Regions from separate parts of the Homo sapiens genome. Here region 1 is linked to region 2. Evidence: chromatin loops called from intact Hi-C (ENCODE). Cell type or tissue: stomach. All regions are shown on one strand. Links, peaks and the distances in the headings refer to the core of each region. The heading gives the core; the rest is flanking DNA.

Region 1 (8,968 bases), core at 456-8,455, 110 kb before region 2:
CGCCCGGCCTTGACCAATTTTGATTGTGGTATTAGCAGTGAGAGAGAGAGAGAGAGAGAGAAAGTCTTGTAGATACTTCGTCCTCAGAGACAGAATTTACAAGGAGCCAGAAAACCTGGTCTAAGAGTTCTAATTTCTAATGGTAAATCTGTTGGTTTGGGCCAGATCAGGGGGTGTCATTTGAACTTTCTACACATTTTATCTTATTAAGTTTCACTGGGTTATAAAAATAAGAAAGTAATAGTGTTGGTATTAACAAGTTAAACAGTAGAAAGATTTATAAAGAAAAATGAACATCCCCCCTTCCTCCCCAATGCCACCCTTTCTTTTTAGGCAACCAATGCAAAAAACCATTTAGTATGTGTCTTTCTATTTCATTCTCCATGCTCACAGAAACACATATAAAGGACATACACATCATGTAGAATTGTTTTTATGTTCCTGCTGCATATGTTACTCTGCAATTTGCTTTTTTCACTTAAGACATTGTGGATATGTCTGCAAGTTCTTACGTACAGATTTTACTCATTATTTTTAATAATAGCATAATATTCTAAGATTTTTAACTCTTTTCCTATTGATGGACATTCAGGCTGTTCAGGCTGTTCCCTTTTTCTTCTTCTTCTTTATCTATTTATTTATTTTTTGAGACAGAGTCTCGCTCTGTCGCCCAGGCTATCTCAGCTCACTTCAACCTCTGCCTGCCAGGTTGAAGCAATTCTCCTGCCTCAGCCTCCCAAGTAGCTGGGACTACAGGCATGTGCCACCATGCCCAGCTAATTTTTTTGATTTTTAGTAGAGATGGGGTTTCATCATGCTGGTCAGGCAGGTCTTGAACTCCTGGCCTCATGATCCTCCCACCTCGGCTTCCCAAAGTGCTGAGATTACAGGCGTGAGCTACTGTGCCCAGCCTCGCCTTTTTTTTTTTTTTTTTGAGACTGGGTCTTGCTCTGTCACCCAGGCTGGAGTGCAGTGGCGTGATCTTGGCTCAGTACAACCTCCGCCTCCAGGATTCAAGTGATTCTCCTGTCTCAGCCTCCCAAGTAGCTGGGATTACAGGCACCTGCTACAACGCCTGACTAATTTTTTGTATTTTTAGTAGAGACAGGGTTTCGCCACGTTGGCTAGGCTGGTCTCGAACTCCTGACCTCAAGTGATCCACCCACTTTGGCCTCCCAAAGTGCTGGGATTACAGGCATAAGCCACCTTGCCTGGAGTCTTCGTTTTTTTAAATTGCTACAAATGTTGCAATAAAGATTATTGTACACATAAATAGGTATTGCTACATTTATTTTGGTAGGACAAAACGGCACAGATATCTGAATCAAAGGATGTGATGTGCACTATTAATTTTAACAGTTTGTTTAGCTGGGATGTGGAGGCACAAGCCTGTAGTCCTAGCTACTCAGGAGGCTGAGATAGGAGGATCCCTTGAGCCTGGGAGGCGGAGGTTGCAGTGAGCCGAGATCGCATCACTGCACCCCAGCCTGGGTGACAGTGAGACCTGTCTCAAAATAATAATAATAATAATAATAATAATAATAATAATAATTTTAATAGTTTCTTGAAGCAATTTATGCTCCCACCCTTTCCTCAAATCCTTGCCTCCCCTGAATCTTAGCAATCTTTTAAACTTTTGCCAATCTGAGAAGGAGAAATGGCATCTCAACTGTTCTTCCTTTTGCTCTCTTCCAATCTAGTCCTCAATCTGCAGACACAGTTATCTTTTTTGAAACACAAATCTTCAAATGTCACCTCCCTGCTTAAAATATTTCATTATCTTCCTGTCACTCTTAAAAGTTAAAATCTTTGACATGGCCAAAAAGCACCTTGTGGTATAACAGCCTACCTGCCTGAGTGGTGGACTTTTCTCCTAATAGAAAGGGCTTTCTCAATTCTACTGAGAAATTGTGATGATATATTAGGCTATTTGCCAGTACAAACCTCATCAGGAGCTACAACTTTTAATTTTTCTTTCTTCTTTTTAAAAGATGGGGGTCTTGCTATGTTGGCCAGGTTGGTCTTGAACTCTTGGCCTCAAGCAATCCACCCGCCTTGGCCTCCCAAAGTGCTGGGAATACAACCTTGAGCCACTGCACCCAGCCAAGCTACACCTTTAAAAATGTGACTAACTTATACCCGAAAGGAATAATTATTTCTATTTTATTTGCCTTGTTTTTTGAGTTGCTTCAGGCGGATCATTTAGAACAAACAGGGAAGAACAGGACTTGCCAAACTAAAAAGAAAAACATGTTAGGGCAGCACCTTGTCTGCTGAGGAATAGGCAAAAGCTCTCATCATAAATGTAGGGGGTTTTTGCTTCTCTTGTTTTTAAGTAGGACTTTTAAAGTAGAAGACACCTTTAATGTACTGGTTTGCAGAAGAGGAAATCTGATTTTCAGTGTGATAACATATTCTTTGACGTTAACCAGTACAGTTGGATTTTTAATGACACTTTAATCTTCAAAGGTTTACCAACACGGATGGATTAATTATTCATTTTGGAGGGGTTGTGTCTTAAAAAGACAAGTCTTCAAAGACATCATCCTTTCTCCTTGGAACTTGGAGTCTCCACCTTTCAAATGTTGCTTTCCTGCCCCCAAGAGAGAAAATAAATGACATTTTTTAAAGAAGAAGAATCCAATGGAAAAACACTCTTTGCGCTATGGAAAGATGATGTCCTTATATCCTGGGTGAGATTAGAAGAGGAGGCTGGGAAGCAGTATTTAAGCTGTGTTTACAGTAAGCACTGTGAGAAATAACCGGCTAAGCGCGTTTGTTATTGTTCAGTCTTTTGATGTGCTTTTAAAAAGTCGCATCTCCATAAAACACCCTCAACAACCATAAAACAACATATGTTGGAACATAATATGCAGACCCTTATATTCTTTGCTACAGTCTGTATTTTTCCTATACCCTTCAAACATGCCTCATTGAGTTTTTAAAAGATTCGGTTTGGAAGAAGAAAAACCTCAAGCCTCGCCCCGGGTCTTCCTTGACTTGACACATTTTATAACCGCAAGAGAGCAGTTTTTCCTTTGATGAGGCTAAGACCCCAGAAATGAAAGAGCAAGTTTAAGTTTGCAAACACTCTAAAAGCTCCTTCCATTAGACCTGGTCGCGGGAAACCACAAAGGACAGTCAAGTGATTTTCAAGGAGAAAGCCTCTGGTCCACTTTCCCTCCGCCGCCAGATCTGCAGGTTCCTGGGAGGAGCTCTTCTCAAATCCTGAAGATTGCTAGGCTCTTGGCGAACGACTCATCTCTTGAAGACCTAGAGTGGTGGATTACAGGCATTGAAAAGCTTTTGGTGGCTTTGGAAGATGACTCTGGTGTGAGCTCACCTTTCCAGGCTGGGGGACCAGGCAGAGGAACCCCCTTTGTTATCTTCTGAAAGAAGATCAGTGGGGAAGACGGGGTTTGAAGTGTGGATTAGGAGATCCTACGTCTTTGCCTACCACCTCTGCCTAAATCATAAAAAGATCGAGGAGTGCAATGAACTTCAGGAATCATGCACCGTTTCCCTGAAGCCTGTCCAGGAACCTAACTTCTGGACCCAGAAACTTCTGCAAAGACAGACCCACTGAGCCAGGCAGTCTGCACCAGCACCTCTGCTTCTAAGATTCTGTTTCGTCTTCTTCTATTGAGAGATTGACCTCTTGAGTGATTTGTGTGCTTTCCGGCAAATGATGGAGACGCGTAAACCGGCGGAACGGCTGGCCTTGCCATACTCGCTGCGCACCGCGCCCCTGGGCGTTCCGGGGACCCTGCCCGGACTCCCGCGGAGGGACCCCCTCAGGGTCGCCCTGCGTCTGGACGCCGCGTGCTGGGAGTGGGCGCGCAGCGGCTGCGCACGGGGATGGCAGTACTTGCCCGTGCCGCTGGACAGCGCCTTCGAGCCCGCCTTCCTCCGCAAGCGCAACGAGCGCGAGCGGCAGCGGGTGCGCTGCGTGAACGAGGGCTATGCGCGCCTCCGAGACCACCTGCCCCGGGAGCTGGCAGACAAGCGCCTCAGCAAAGTGGAGACGCTCCGCGCTGCCATCGACTACATCAAGCACCTGCAGGAGCTGCTGGAGCGCCAGGCCTGGGGGCTCGAGGGCGCGGCCGGCGCCGTCCCCCAGCGCAGGGCGGAATGCAACAGCGACGGGGAGTCCAAGGCCTCTTCGGCGCCTTCGCCCAGCAGCGAGCCCGAGGAGGGGGGCAGCTAGCGAGCGCCCGAACTGGCCAGGACCCCCGCGCCCGCCGCACAGCGCGCAGCCGGGCGCTCAACCTAAGGTCCTCTTCGAAGGTGGTTTGCATTCTTAATCTGGCATCTTCTCCAGGCCTAAATCTTAAGAAAAAGAAATGGGTGCTGGGGTTTGGGGGATGGGGGAGTTGTTTTGACATTTGGGAATTTCTCCCCTGCCCTTATTGGTTACGTGCCTGCAACTTATAGGTGCTTATTAAGGAGACTCTTTTCCTATACTTCTAAAATGCAAACTGTTTCAGATTCTGAGCACCTCATTGTAAATACGATTATTCTAAAAACTCAAAGGGCGAGAACAACTGGAATTTCCCACCTTCCGTGGTGTGGGTAAATGGTATACATAAACATTAAACCTTAACCAAAGAAGAACTTTACCGCCACCAAAACAGAAACAACCCCAAACAGCCAAAAACAGTCCTTAAAAATGAGAGGAACATTTTCTTGCATTCCTTCCTTCGGGAATTGTATTCAAAATGTAATGGAAAGTAATTGTTGACCTCCTGCTTTGGGTGAAGGAGACTGTAAGCTGGTACTTGAGAACGAATTTGCCAGCATGTGCTGTTGTTGACTGTGTGAATGATGGTGCCAGGGAATCCGTGGCTTGGTACACACTGTTTCATCCAGTGGCCACGTGGAAGCTTTGTAGCATTGAGCAGATAGTAAAATATCTTAGAATTAATGATCTCTTTGGAAGAGAGCCCAGATTTGTATGAAAACTTGTTTTTCCTCTCAATTGTTTTGTCCACTGTTTTCTTCATTTTCCTTTTCTCTGCATACCCCCCGCCCCCCAACGTGTAGCTCTCCATCTAAGTTTTGGATAAACTGAAGTGGCACTGTGACTTTAAAAATAAAAAAGAAATCTACTTGGAAGTCCTTTTTGCGGGTTGAGCCAGATGGGGGAAAGATATGGGACAAGACGGATGGATTGAAGTTGGTACATTCTCAAATATTTTTATCACCATTAGGGCTTCCAGGTACAGTATATGGAAATGATGTAGTGACTTTGGCCATGTTAAAAGCCTTTTTAAAATATTGAATTTGGGTCATTTTTTTTCTAAGAAACAATTTTGAGTTCAGTAGATAAGTTAAATGCCTGCTGATGTATGAAGATCAACTTCCCTAAGATTGTTTTCTAATATGCCGAATTATCCTTTCCATGGAGGCAGCTTTGGTTTGTGGGGGAAGAAGGAGGGGAAATGGAAATGGACAAAGAGAACTAACAGTGGAAGTGCATCCTCCAGGTAGATTTCACTTAGATTTTATTACCCCCTTTTACAGTTGTAGCAACTAAGGCAGGCTATATCTTCAGTGGACATCTTTTATGTGCTAGGAATTTTGTTGTGGCTTTTTACATTTTGTCCTATTTAATTGTCATAAATTTGTGGGGTGGGTATGACAAATATTTTGTGATTAAAAAAAATATGAAGCTCAAAGAGGTTACATACCTTGACCAGTTTAGTGTTGCTAGGATTCCTTGAGCTGAGATCAAGTCCCGAGCCTGAACCCAAAGCCAAGGATTTCTTTCTCCCTTACCATGCTGTCTCTTGCTCTGTCATTTGCTAGCAGAGCAAATGTTGCTTCAACTCAGTTTTCTCACCTGTACAGAAATGTTTACAGAAGTGTATGTGAAAGACCTTGGTAATCTGCAAGGCACTAACCAATGATAAATTAGTAGTTTTATTATTTTGGGGAAAATACTATTTCTCAGTTTATGGAGAGTAAAGCCTGGTTAAGAATAAAATCTCTAGGTGGAGTTGGTATGATTTCTTCAGTGTTTCAAAAGAGGGACAGAGTGACCACACTCTCTTACCTCCTCTGGTAATGTTCTAGGATACATGCTTTGAACACTGAATCCATGTTAAAACATAGAATTGGCTGGGTGCAGTGGCTCACCCTGTAATCCCAGCACATTGGGAGGCAAAGGTAGATGGATCGCTTGAGCTCAGGAGTTTGAGACCAGCCCAGGTACTGGAAACCTTAACGTGGTTTTATTTAAAGCCCTGTTGAGAATGAGGCAATGATTTTGAGAAACCTTTTGGAAAAATAAAAATAAAACCATCTCTCAGCTGGGTGTGGTGGATCATGCGTGTAGTCCCAGCGCTTTGGGAGGCCAAGGTAGGAGGATTACTTGAGGCCAAGAGCATGAGACCAGCCCTTGGCAACATATAGAAACCTTGTACCTACAAAAATTAAAAAAATGTATCCGGGCTTGGTGGCACGCCTCTGTAGTCCCAACTGCTCAGGAGGGCGAGGTTGGAGGTTTCCTTGCACCCAGGTGTTTGAGGCTGCCGTAAGCCATGATCGTGCCTCTGCCTGCACTCCAGCCTGGGCAACAGAGTAAGACTACTATTTAAAAAAATAGTAATAATTAAATGAACTCCTTCCGCAATCATATAACTTTTTAAAAGAAGAAATCTTGCAGTTTTTCTGAGACCTTCCCCATGACTTACAGGAGGAGCACCAATCCGGGAATGAGACCTTTAAAAAGGTTTGACCTCTTTTCCGGCGAATGATCACTTCATTAACCCTAGAACAATTTGACTTTCAAAAGGAACAAAATAAATTTCCAGTGAATTTTGTGGAAGCAAGAATGGAGGGGAGTTTTATGGCAATGAAGCATTCATAAAAGGAGAAAGATTTTCATGTCCTTCAACATCTTCCCTTTTTTTATTTTTCCCACTCAGCCCAGACATATCCCTTGATCACACTTGATTGCTTTTAGAATACTCCCTGTGGTTGGCAACCTGAGTAATTGCTGCGACACCCCATCCCACCCCACCCCACCCCGAGCGTGCAAAGCAGGAGCTGCGTTGGGATGTGGCAGAGCGTGCCCTGGCCCTGGGGCTGGATCCAGCTCTTGCCACTCACTGACTTGGTGACTTTGAGCAAGTCCCTAACTGTTGTGTTCTCAGTTTTCTATGCTAGAACACATGAAGAGTGTCACATTATCTTTTAGACTCTTCCAGCTGGAAAATATCATGCATCCGACCTGTGCAAAGTCCGAGCTGAGGGAAGCAAATGTAATAAGACATGCCCACTTCCTGCCACACAGCACGGTGCTTTCTGTTCCTGTATTTCCCTCTTCCCACTAGAATGATCCAGCCCTGGGGCTGCGGCCTACTTTTTTTTTTCTTGCTGTTACCACGCCCAGTTAAAACAAAACAGCACAAAAAATCACCAAAAGCTTTATAAGTTTTTTATGGAATGGAACTTGAAGACTCTTTACAAGCTGGTAGGGAAATAGACCGGTTTTACCTCAATATGAGGAAAAAGGTATAAATGGTATAACTGATATCCAAAATGGAAGATATGCTATGAGGAACCAAAGAAAAGAGGGATTTGGTCCAGCCTCAAGTGAGAAGGGAGCAAGAAGGAAAGGCTTTGGTGGATGCAGTGTTTAGTAGGTAAGAATGGAACGAGAACTCCAGGCAGAGGGAATAAGAGGAACAAAGTTGCTGCAAAGACAGGAACTGTTTGGAGAGCGCAGAGAGGCTGAGTAATAGGAGACTGCATACAATGGCTGAGGCAGCTCTAGGGACATTGAAAGCCAGGCTAAAACAGCTTGGAGTTTATTTTTTAACCAATGGGGAACTACTGAAAAAAAAATTGAGGGAGGGTTTTGGAGAAGGTACGTGGTTAAGGATCATGGTACTCCGGTGGTAGGAAGCAGCGGACCAATAGGGTATTGCCATAATTAAGGGAGAGGAAACAAAGTAGGGGCCTGAACTCTGACAGTATCATTGGGAATGTGAAGGGAGGGATGGATTGACAAGTGGAACTGATAGGTCTTGGCAACTCAGAGGAGGGGGAGGGGATGAGGAAGAGGGAGAAGTTAAAGACAACTGTGGTTGAAATTGAGAACACAGAAAGAGAAGTGGATTTAAAATGTAAGAGTCTTGTTTTGGAGACGCTGAATGTAAAATACTGGTAGGCTACTCCTGCCCACAAGCAACTGAAAATGCTGAGGTTGAGGTAAAGAGAAAAGTCAAGCGTAGCTGTTTCTTTAAGAGCCACACACTTATGGGGAGTTATAGAAGTAGGTATGATCTCCACAGGAGAATGTTGATGAGAAAAAGAGAAGAATTGGGCATGGTGGCTCACACCTGTAATCCCAGCACTTTGGGAGCCTGAGGTAGGAGGATCACTTGAGCCAGGAGTTCAAGACCAGCCTGTGAAACATAAGGAGACTCCCCGCTGTCTACAAAAAATTAGCCAGGCAGGGTGGTGCATGCCTGTGGTCCTAGCTACTCGGGAGGCTGAGGTGGGAGGATCACCTGAGCCCAGGAGGTCGAGGCTGCAATAAGCCATGATCACACCACTGCATTCCAGCCTGGGCAACAGAGTGACACTGTGTCTCAAAAAATACATATAAATAAATAAATAAAGAGAAGAAAGCAGGGACAGGCCTGCGTTGAAGGTGTGTCAGAAGAAGAAATGTCTTTGAAGAGAGCTGAGAAATAGGAGCCAGAGAAGTTGGAAAGAGAATCAAGCTGGTATGAAATTGTGGCAATTAAATGAGGATATAATTGTATAAGAAAGAGGGAATGAGTGACAGCATCCTATGAATCAGAGGTGTCAGATGGTTGAAGTATGAGGGGATCTTATTGGGTTGAGCCCTTCACTCTGGCCCCAGTTTCTCTGCAATGTGCTGCGTGAGGCAGGGCCTGGATTGCTGTCCTGACTTTAGCACTGTCTATTGCTAGAGACCTCTGTAAGAGCAGAA
Region 2 (8,968 bases), core at 412-8,411:
AAGGGTTTTACTAAGAATATTGTGGACTGCAGATTTATCACCAATAAAAACCTCATTCCCGATATAATTAAATAAACGCCTGATTAGGTTAGAGGGGGTGGCAGGGTGTGATCATGGAGGATTAGAGGGAGTGGAAGGGTGTGATCATGGAGGGTTGGGCAATCTTGCCAATAAAAGGCTCTCCTATGCCCTTTCCCCACCATACCTGAGCTCTTGGTGGAAGAGGATGGCGTACAAAGATTTCAGCGGAAGAGGTGAGTCCACATCTGTGTGCTTTGCTTTTCCTTCTCAGATGTCTAGAATTGGGGTTATAACATAGGGGGATGAATGAAAGAAATTAGTAATTAATGCTTTCAACAAAGGCTGTCTGAGTGCTGCCTCGGAGTTGAAATCAGTCACCCTGGATCCCCTCACTGTAGGAGTGGTGGCAGTCAGTTTGGTATTCAGTCCCAAGGCTGCAGGAAGGATGTAGTTCTTATTCTCATTAATGAATCTCTTGCTTGGGCTCCCCTCAGAGGAGAGGAAATGACCCCAGCTCGTTGCTCCTCACATGGGTGCCGCTGTGTCATGGGCTCAGGCTCATCTGCTGGCACAGCTGCTGGGTCACCAGGAGAATCGACTCTTCCTCCAACTCAGCTCAAAGCACAGGGACCATTTGGGACTTGTCTTCCCCAATAGAACTTCAAATCTCTGAAGACATGGGCATGTGCTGGAGTGTTTGTACTCACGGTCTTGTTCTAAGGACTATAAAGCTGGAGCAGAGTAACTCTATGCATGGAAAGGTTGTCACTTGTCACACACTAAGAGGCTGTCATTTCATGAAAATTCACTTCCCTGTGTATTTTTTTTTGCCTGGCAGTGACCACAGATGAACTCTTAAAAGAAGCAACCAGATGTCCCATCTGCACAGTTTACTTAGAAAAGCCAATGTCCTTGGAGTGTGAATGTGTCTTCTGCCTCAGCTGCACCAATTCACTGCAGAAGGAGCCCCAAGGGGAAGGTGTCTTGTGTCCCTTCTGCCTGGAGGCTTCTCAGAAAAACAACATCAGGCTCAATCGGCAGCTGGGGAGGCTGGTTTCGCACATTAAGGAACTGGAGCCCAAGCTGAAAAAGATTCTGAAGATGAACCCAAGGATGCGGAAGTTCCAAGGTAAGGAATCTGTATACCCTGCCCCTTCCCACTACCAAAAGAGGAAAAAGTATTCGTGCAATTGGCTCTCCGTACCATAGGGTAATTAGCTGATGTCTGGCACCTGAAACTGAAATGTTCCTCTGGCATCAGTGATTCTCAGCCCTGACAACATGTAGAAACACCTGGTTTTATTTTTTGATCTCCAGCAAAATATACCCGTGTCTATGTCGTGGCTTAGACAAGGGATTCTCAAAACTTAAAAGAAATGTGTACACATTTATGAGATACATGTGCAATTTGGTTACATGCATTGATTACACAGTGGTCAAGTGAGGGCTTTTAAGGTATCCATCATTCAAATAATGTACATTGGACTTGAAGGATAACAGGTTCTATAGATTTTTTTTTCCAGAATGGTCTAGACAATAAATTTTCCTAGGCCAGATCCCACCCCTTCCTTTCTTCCTCTTCCACTAAAGTTGGTGACTTCGCTTTTCAACCGCATACACAATGTTGTAAAATGCTCATTCTAATAATTTTTAAATACCTTTTATCTCATCTCTTAAATTTAAGCCCATTAATATTGTCTTGCTTAAGGCCTCAACTTCCCCATAGGATGAAGAGCATCCTTCCGTCTAGGTCCTTATCTTCCTCTTGGCCTTAGATTCTCTTAAGTCCAGGCATGGGACCTCTGTCATCACATTATCAGCTGCAGAGATATCCCGTCTCCTGTCAAAACTGAACAAAATTAATTGGTTACAAATACGGAGAACAAAAGCCTGGATTCATGCCCTAGACACTATTTAAATTGGACCAATAAAATGTGAAAAAAGAAACATATCATTTAATATTGCTAACTTGCATTGTCTTAACTATCAGTCATTTTTCACTCATCAGTATTGTAGAAAGAGGGTCATGGTGTCTGTCTTGAGACCCTCCCCTTTAAGCAGAAGAAATACATGACATAAACAAACACATGACATAATGTAAAATAAAAACTTCTACTATGAATAAGAGCCACATATTACAACAAGTATATCTGAGAATTTCAACTATTCAGAGAAGTTGCCTCGAGAAAAGCTCTGACTTCAGGAAAAAAAGCAGATTGACAGAAACCAAAGTCAATGAGATATTTGGGACTTTGCAGTAGAGGAGTGAAATGGGCTTGGCTTCTGTGCATTTGCTGAGCTACTTGTTTTTGTTTTCGCAGTGGAGGTGACCTTGGATGTTGACATGGCTCACAACCTCCTCCTCATTTCTGAAGACCTCAGGAGCGTCCGATGTGGGAGGATCCATCAGAATCGGCCAAACAGTGCTGAGAGATTCAACTTCGCAGGTGCTGTCCTGGGCTCCCCTGGTTTCACCTCTGGCCGCCACTACTGGGAGGTGGACCTAGGAACAAGCAAATAATGGAATCTGGGAGTCTGCAGAGAATCTGCCAACCGCAAAGGGAACATCCAAATGACCACAGAGGATGGATTCTGGATTGTGAGTTTGATGGCTGGGGGCTTCCACTTTGCTAACACAAGCCCTCCAACACCCCTCTGGGTGAACCCCAATTTAGAGCGAGTGGGGATATTTTTGGATAGAGGCATGGGAGACATCTCCTTTTACCACCTTGGAGATGGATCCCACATCTATACATTCACGAAAGTTTTTCCTGAAGAGCCACTGCGCCCATATTTTGCTCCTTCCACTCTCCCAGAGCAGGGTATCCTGAGTGTCTGTCCTGTGATAAATCCAGGCACTGCCCATCCTCTAGTCCATCCTGGGGAGGGCAAATAAACCCCCACTGCATAGAAACAGGATCGGGAAATTAAATTACTTGGTGGGTAGACCTAGGAAGTTTCTGTTGGGTATACATATTTTACAAAATCATAGCAGAAAAATATAGACCATTCCATGATGTAGTTAACTTCATAGATTCATTAGAATAGAAGCTGAGTTTTAAATATTGATTATTGTCACCATCAAACGTGTTGAGTTTTGTGTTTATATTTTGTTTCCTAATGATATGTTTTGTATTCTTAATTTCCAAATGCTTTACCTTTTATTTCTGTAAGTTCGGCTTTATGTATTATGGAGTTTATAAGTTAAATAAATATTTGGCTGTAACCAAATGGATTATGTGAGTTTCTAAATAATAGGGGTGCAACACTTTTTATTCATAGTGCAATGTGTGGGTGGGGGGGTGGGCAGGGGTTTGTGTGTGTATTTGAACAAAACAAATGTGGATAAATACCTGTGTCTTATCCAGCACTGAACAACTTTCCACCACCACAGCTCCGTGTAGCTAACATTGTCTTGGACATGAGATTGTCTACATTAACAATGGTAATTCCCCCACTGTAGAATGTACTGCTTTGTCTCGAGTGCACTCCTGGTAATACCTGACTCTGATCAGCCGATCCTTCCTCCTTCCGTTATCCCTGTGGGGTCCTCAGTGCTGTGCTCCTCTGGCTGGCACAGCTCTGGTCACTCTGGAGATGCATGCTGGGGGCCAGGCAGTCATGCTCTTATCACAAGTCAGTTCCCTGCAGGAGGGATCTACTGAAACTAGTGCTGGCTTTTCAAGTGTTCTTTGCATTTTAAACCATTGGCAACCTTTACATACTTTTTTTTTAAGAGCCTCACTCTGTCACCCAGGCTGGAGTGCAGTGGTGTGATGTCAGCTAACTGCAGCCTTGACCTCCCCAGGTGCAGGTGATCCTTCCACCTCCGCCTCCCTCTAGCCCCAGCTGGGACTACAGGTGTGCACCATCATGCCCAGCTAATTTCTCCTTTTTTTTTTTTTAAATAGAAATGGGGTTTCACCATGTTCCCCACGCTGGTCTCAAACTCCTGGGTTCAAGCAATCTGCCCACCTTGACCTCCCCAAATGTTGGGATTACAGGTGTGAGCCACTGCTCCTGGCCTTATATCCCATTTTTAAGAATCATTGAAGATGGTCAAGGGTCTGAGGTGTCAGCATTGTGAGCTGACTTAGAAAAGGCCCTGCCTCCCAGCCACGTGAATGTGCTGGGGATATATGCAATATTCTATGACTGAAAAGTACACTTTCAGCAGAATCAGGAAGATCCCAGTATATGTATACCTGTCCTGACTGGCATAGGTAAGTTTCCCAGACTCTGACTCCAGAATTCATGAAGTTTCAGAAAAACTAGTGGAGGGAAAGGTAGGAGCAGGAGGAAAAGGAAGAAGCCAAGCAAAAGTGAAATTTTTGGTAAAACCCAAGTTTTAAAAATAAAATTTATTATTAATTAATTAATTAATTTTTTTTAGAGACAGGGTCTCACTATGTTGCCCAGGCTGGTCTGGAACTCCCAGTGTCAAGCTATTCTCCCACCTCAGCCTCCCTAGTAGTTGAGGTTATAGGTGCCAGCCACCACATCCTGCCTCAAATATTCTTTAATTTCTCTTGCGACTTCTTTGACCCATGTGTTACTAAATCTCTAAACATTTTCAGAGAAGAGTGTTGTTTAATATTTTTGAAATTTTCTGTCTTTCTGCTAGAGATGGCTATTCTGATCTATTGTGATCTGAAATCATCCTTTGTATGATTTATATTCTTTTCAATATGTGAAGGTGTGTTTTATGGCCCAGAATATGGTCTATATTGAATATTCCTTGAGGGCAGACCGGGCACCGGACCTCAATCTCGGGCGCCATCTTCTGGTTGTTAGAACAAACTGCCCGAGAAAGGCTCCCTCAAATCCCCTCATTGCTGGGTTCCCCACATGGCAAACTGGATGAACACCAAGGAGCTCCTTTTGCTCCATGCAGTTCAACAGAAAAGCCCTGTGGGTGGGCATTTGTCAACTTCTCCTCTGGACAAAGATGCCCCGGTCAGAAACACTCCCTGAGACCCTCCCAGCATCCAGATAGCAGCCCAGGCTGTGACATCTCACCCTCAGGCCAGATCCAAGCAGTGAAATATATAATCTAATTTCTTCCCCAGCCCAGCCCCTTGAGTCCCAGTTTTTCATTCTCCCATTCTCAACTCTCCCACCACTGAATGATCTAAAACCACAGGGAAACCTTTTATTGAATTATATTTTAATAAAGAGAGCCATCTCATTTCATGTAGTTTGTGATATAAGGAAAATAGTAAGATTATAAAAATATCTTTTACTTTTGACATGGTTACTAACAAAGGGAAAGGAAAAAAAAACGCCAGAAACTTGAAAAGCCTGATTATCTGGGGCTATTATTCCTGTTTGTTTTAAAATCAAACTTCTAAACACAGATCTTAATCCCAGCACTTTGGGAGGCTGAGGCGGGCGGATCATGAGGTCAGGAGTTCGAGACCAGCCTGGCCAACATGGTGAAACCCCGTCTTTACTAAAAATACAAAAATTGGCCGGGCATGGTGGTGGGTGTCTGTAGTCCCAGCTACTCAGGAGGCTGAGGCAGGGGAATTGCTTGAACCAAGGAAGCGGATGTTGCAGTGAGCCGAGATCACGCCATTGCTCTCCAGCCTGGGCGACAGAGTGAGACTCCATCTCAAAAAATAAATAAATAAATAAATAAATAAATAAGAAGCATAAAGAAAAAGCCCATTTGAAGAAACCATGGTCTAGTGAGGGTGACTTTAGGAAAGACTTAAGATTAGGTTGAATTAATTTCCTTGGTCTAAAATAAATATGAAGGCTGGGCATAGTAGCTCATGCCTGTAATCCCAGTACTTTGGGAGGCCAAGGCAAGAGGATCACTTGAGGTCAGGATTTGGAGACCAGCTTGGGCAGCATAGTGAGATTTCTGTCTCTAATTAACAAAATAAATAAATTAAATAAATATGAGGTGGTTTTACTTTGTGAGTAAAAAGTACTTGAAACTAGCTCCATTCATTGCATAAGGGCTAATAGTGATGCCTCATATTTGGCTTTGAAAGTTTTCTGGCCAAATTCCAAATTTTGTCATATGCAAACATGATATTCAAAAGCTAATCCAGAAAAAAGGGTATGTCTATATTAATCAAAATACAACCACTTGCAGGATAAATTGCTGTCCTTTGCACGTGGTGCTTCTCTATATCTTCAGTAAAAAACTCATTGATTCCAGATTTAAATCAATAACTGATTGAGTTAAAGAGAAGGGGCAGGATGTGGATAAAGTGGGAGGGAGGACTTTCTATAAAAAAGCCCCTTATAGGTGGGTCCCACTCCACATCTCAGCTCATTTCAGAAGCAGCTGGAGCAAGAGAAGCATCTTGTGGAAGTGAGTCCAGTGTTATTCCTTTCTCACTTCTCAGCTTTCTACAAAAGACAAATATAAGAGAGCAACATCCAGGGAATGAAGTAATTAATGCTGCAAGTATGATCTGAGGCCAACTCAATGCCAGGCACAGTGGGAGCACTTAGGGACACGGGATCCTCTGCCCAGAAGCTGAAGGCAGGACTAGATTCTCAATACACAGGCTGGGAGTCTGACAGATTCTTTCAATCAAATCATAGCTTGGGCTACTCTAGGAGATGATAACTTGAGTTTCCCCCATTGACTTAACCCTTCAGCTGCTGCTATGGGTCTGTGCCCAGCCAGGTGGGACCAGATGAAGAGTTGGAGGGGCTCTGGGTCTAGGCTAGGGATGTCTCAGACAAAATAATGTAATTCATATATGTAGCTATGTATTTCCTGATAGCCAAGTTAAAAAATGTAACAAGAAACAAGATAAATTAATTTTAATATCCAAAGGATTATAATTTTTAACATGTAAATCAATTTTCACCTTATTAATGAAACATTTTTCTGATAATGTCTTCAAAATCCTGGGCAGATTTCACACTCAAAGCATGTCTCACTGTAGATAAGCCTCATTGCAGGTGACAAGAGCCACATGTGGTTGGCAGCTCCTATATTAGACAGTCCAGTTCCATTCCCTTTCACAATCTCAACTCTAAGCCAAGTGACAGATCACACCCTTTATTTCAACTAGAATTTCAAATTCAGAAGACCAGGGCCATTCGCATATGTTTATATATATATATGAAAGAGAGATTCCTTAGCCTTTGCCTTGTGCTAGGGATGGTACATGATATCTCTATGCATGTGAAGATGAAATAGCCCCTGTTCTTTCATCTCCTGGATCTCCATTACTATTATGTATGTTTCACCCTAGCAGCAGCAGCAAAGGCTGCACACTTTCAAGAAGCAAGCAGATGTCCTATCCATCTTGTAATGTGGCTACATCTGCTGCCCCCACTGCTTCAACTTACTGAAGACAGAACCCCAAAAGGAGAGTTTATTGTGCACTTTCTGCTCAATAGTTTCTCAAAAGAATGAGATTAAGACAAATTGCCACCTGGGGAAGCTGATTTCCAAGATCAAAGAACTGGAGCCCAGCTGAAAGCTATTCTATGCCTGAACTCAAGGATGCCGAAGTTCCAAGGTTAGGTATCTGGAGCCCTCCCCATGAAGGCCCCAGAAAAGCCAACGGTGAAAAATGCTCTCCATTAAATATAGGAGTCAGCTGAATTTTGGCACCTAATTTTTTTTTTTTTTTTTTGAGACAGAGTATCGCTCTGTCTCCCAGGCTGGAGTGAAGTGGCCTGATCTCGATCTCGGCTCACTACAACCTCCACCTCCCAGGTTCAAGTGATTCTCTTGCCTCAGCCTCCCGAGTAGCTGGGACTACAGGTGTCTGCCACCACTCCCGGCTAATTTTTGTATTTTTAGTAGAGACAGGGTTTCACCATATTGGCCAGGCTGGTCTCAAACTCCTGACCTTGTGATCCGCCTGCCTTGGCCTCCCAAAGCGCTGGGATTACAGGCGTGAACCACCGTGCCCCGCCAAATGTTGGCACCTAATGTTCTTATGCTCTTTAAGCAACACTAGTTCTCTCTCCTGAGTATGGGTTAGAACCACCTGGATTTTTTGAAGGATGCGTAATGTTTAGGTCATGCCCTATACCTGTGCTGTCCAACATGATAGCCACTGTAACCATTAAGAACTTGAAATGTGGTTACAGCCACATATGGAAAGAGAATATGTTTGATCAAGTTAAATAAAAATATTATTAAAATTAATTCACCTGTTTCTTTTTATGTTTGATAATGTGGCTACTAGAAACTTTAATATTACACATGTGGCTGGCATTATGTTTCTATTGGGAACACTATGCTGTATCATGGCTTTTCAAACTTTTATGCATTAGATTACCTGGGGGACTTGTTAAAATGCAGATTCTGATCCTGCAGCTCTAGGCTGGTCTGCAAATCTAGATTTCTCTCCCAGGTGCCCAGATGATGCTGTTGCAGCTGGTTCCCACACACACCGAATAGCAAGGGCCTGGTATCAGCTGCATCTGAGCTTCTCTCTGGCTGTGAGGCTCATGACTGCAATATTTAGAAGCAGTCTGGTGATTTGTAACAACCCACAATGAGTCTTGGCAACCATTATGATCAATGAATTTATTCCAGGGCTAATGCCTCTCAGCAAACAGTGATAAAAGTGCATGTGGTTATTGATCCTGTACATATAGATTTGGTTGTGAATTCTGGCCCAGAGCACTACATCATGTGCTAACCACATGTAGCAGGCACTAAAGGAAATAATGCTCGATTCAATATCGCAACTTAACTCGGAGTAATTTTTGTAACCCAATTTGGTGGAATGTGTATATTTAAAGTGAATTATCATAACTCAGCTGCCTGTGTAATGTGCTAAAGTCAGCATGCCAGCCTATACCTACCAGATTCCTGAACGCAGACTCATTCGAATGTGCTAAGTCTTCCTGCATCTCTCTCTGTTCCTAGTGTCTATTACAATGTGTCATAGAATTAATGGTGGCTGCATTGGGTTTGAATGCAATACGTGTACTGCCCACTTGCTGAGAGGCT

What was found. Peaks named below come from ENCODE experiments on the same cell type or tissue, not always from the same donor. Only the 100,000 strongest peaks of a DNase experiment are listed, where the experiment ranks them.
Region 1: it touches region 2 in a loop (2.2-fold over the local background); 59 of 110 quality-filtered maps call a loop at or near these places.

What each region holds. Positions count from the first base shown.
Region 1 is chr12:107,771,531-107,780,498 of GRCh38, forward strand. ASCL4 (achaete-scute family bHLH transcription factor 4) reads left to right here and starts at 3,174. Exons shown (of 1, transcript NM_203436.3): 1 at 3,174-5,114. The coding sequence starts at 3,689. The coding sequence ends at 4,207. In stomach, for the core only: no CTCF peak of the experiment used is centred there; no DNase peak of the experiment used is centred there; H3K4me3 peaks cover 1,139 bases; H3K27me3 peaks cover 5,171 bases.
Region 2 is chr12:107,880,470-107,889,437 of GRCh38, forward strand. It overlaps the pseudogene LOC390358 and the pseudogene LOC644746. Among named protein-coding and RNA genes, the nearest start is that of ASCL4, 110 kb to the left of the region's middle. In stomach, for the core only: a CTCF peak has its summit at 4,820 (motif pointing left); a DNase peak (open chromatin) is centred at 4,802; H3K27me3 peaks cover 1,601 bases.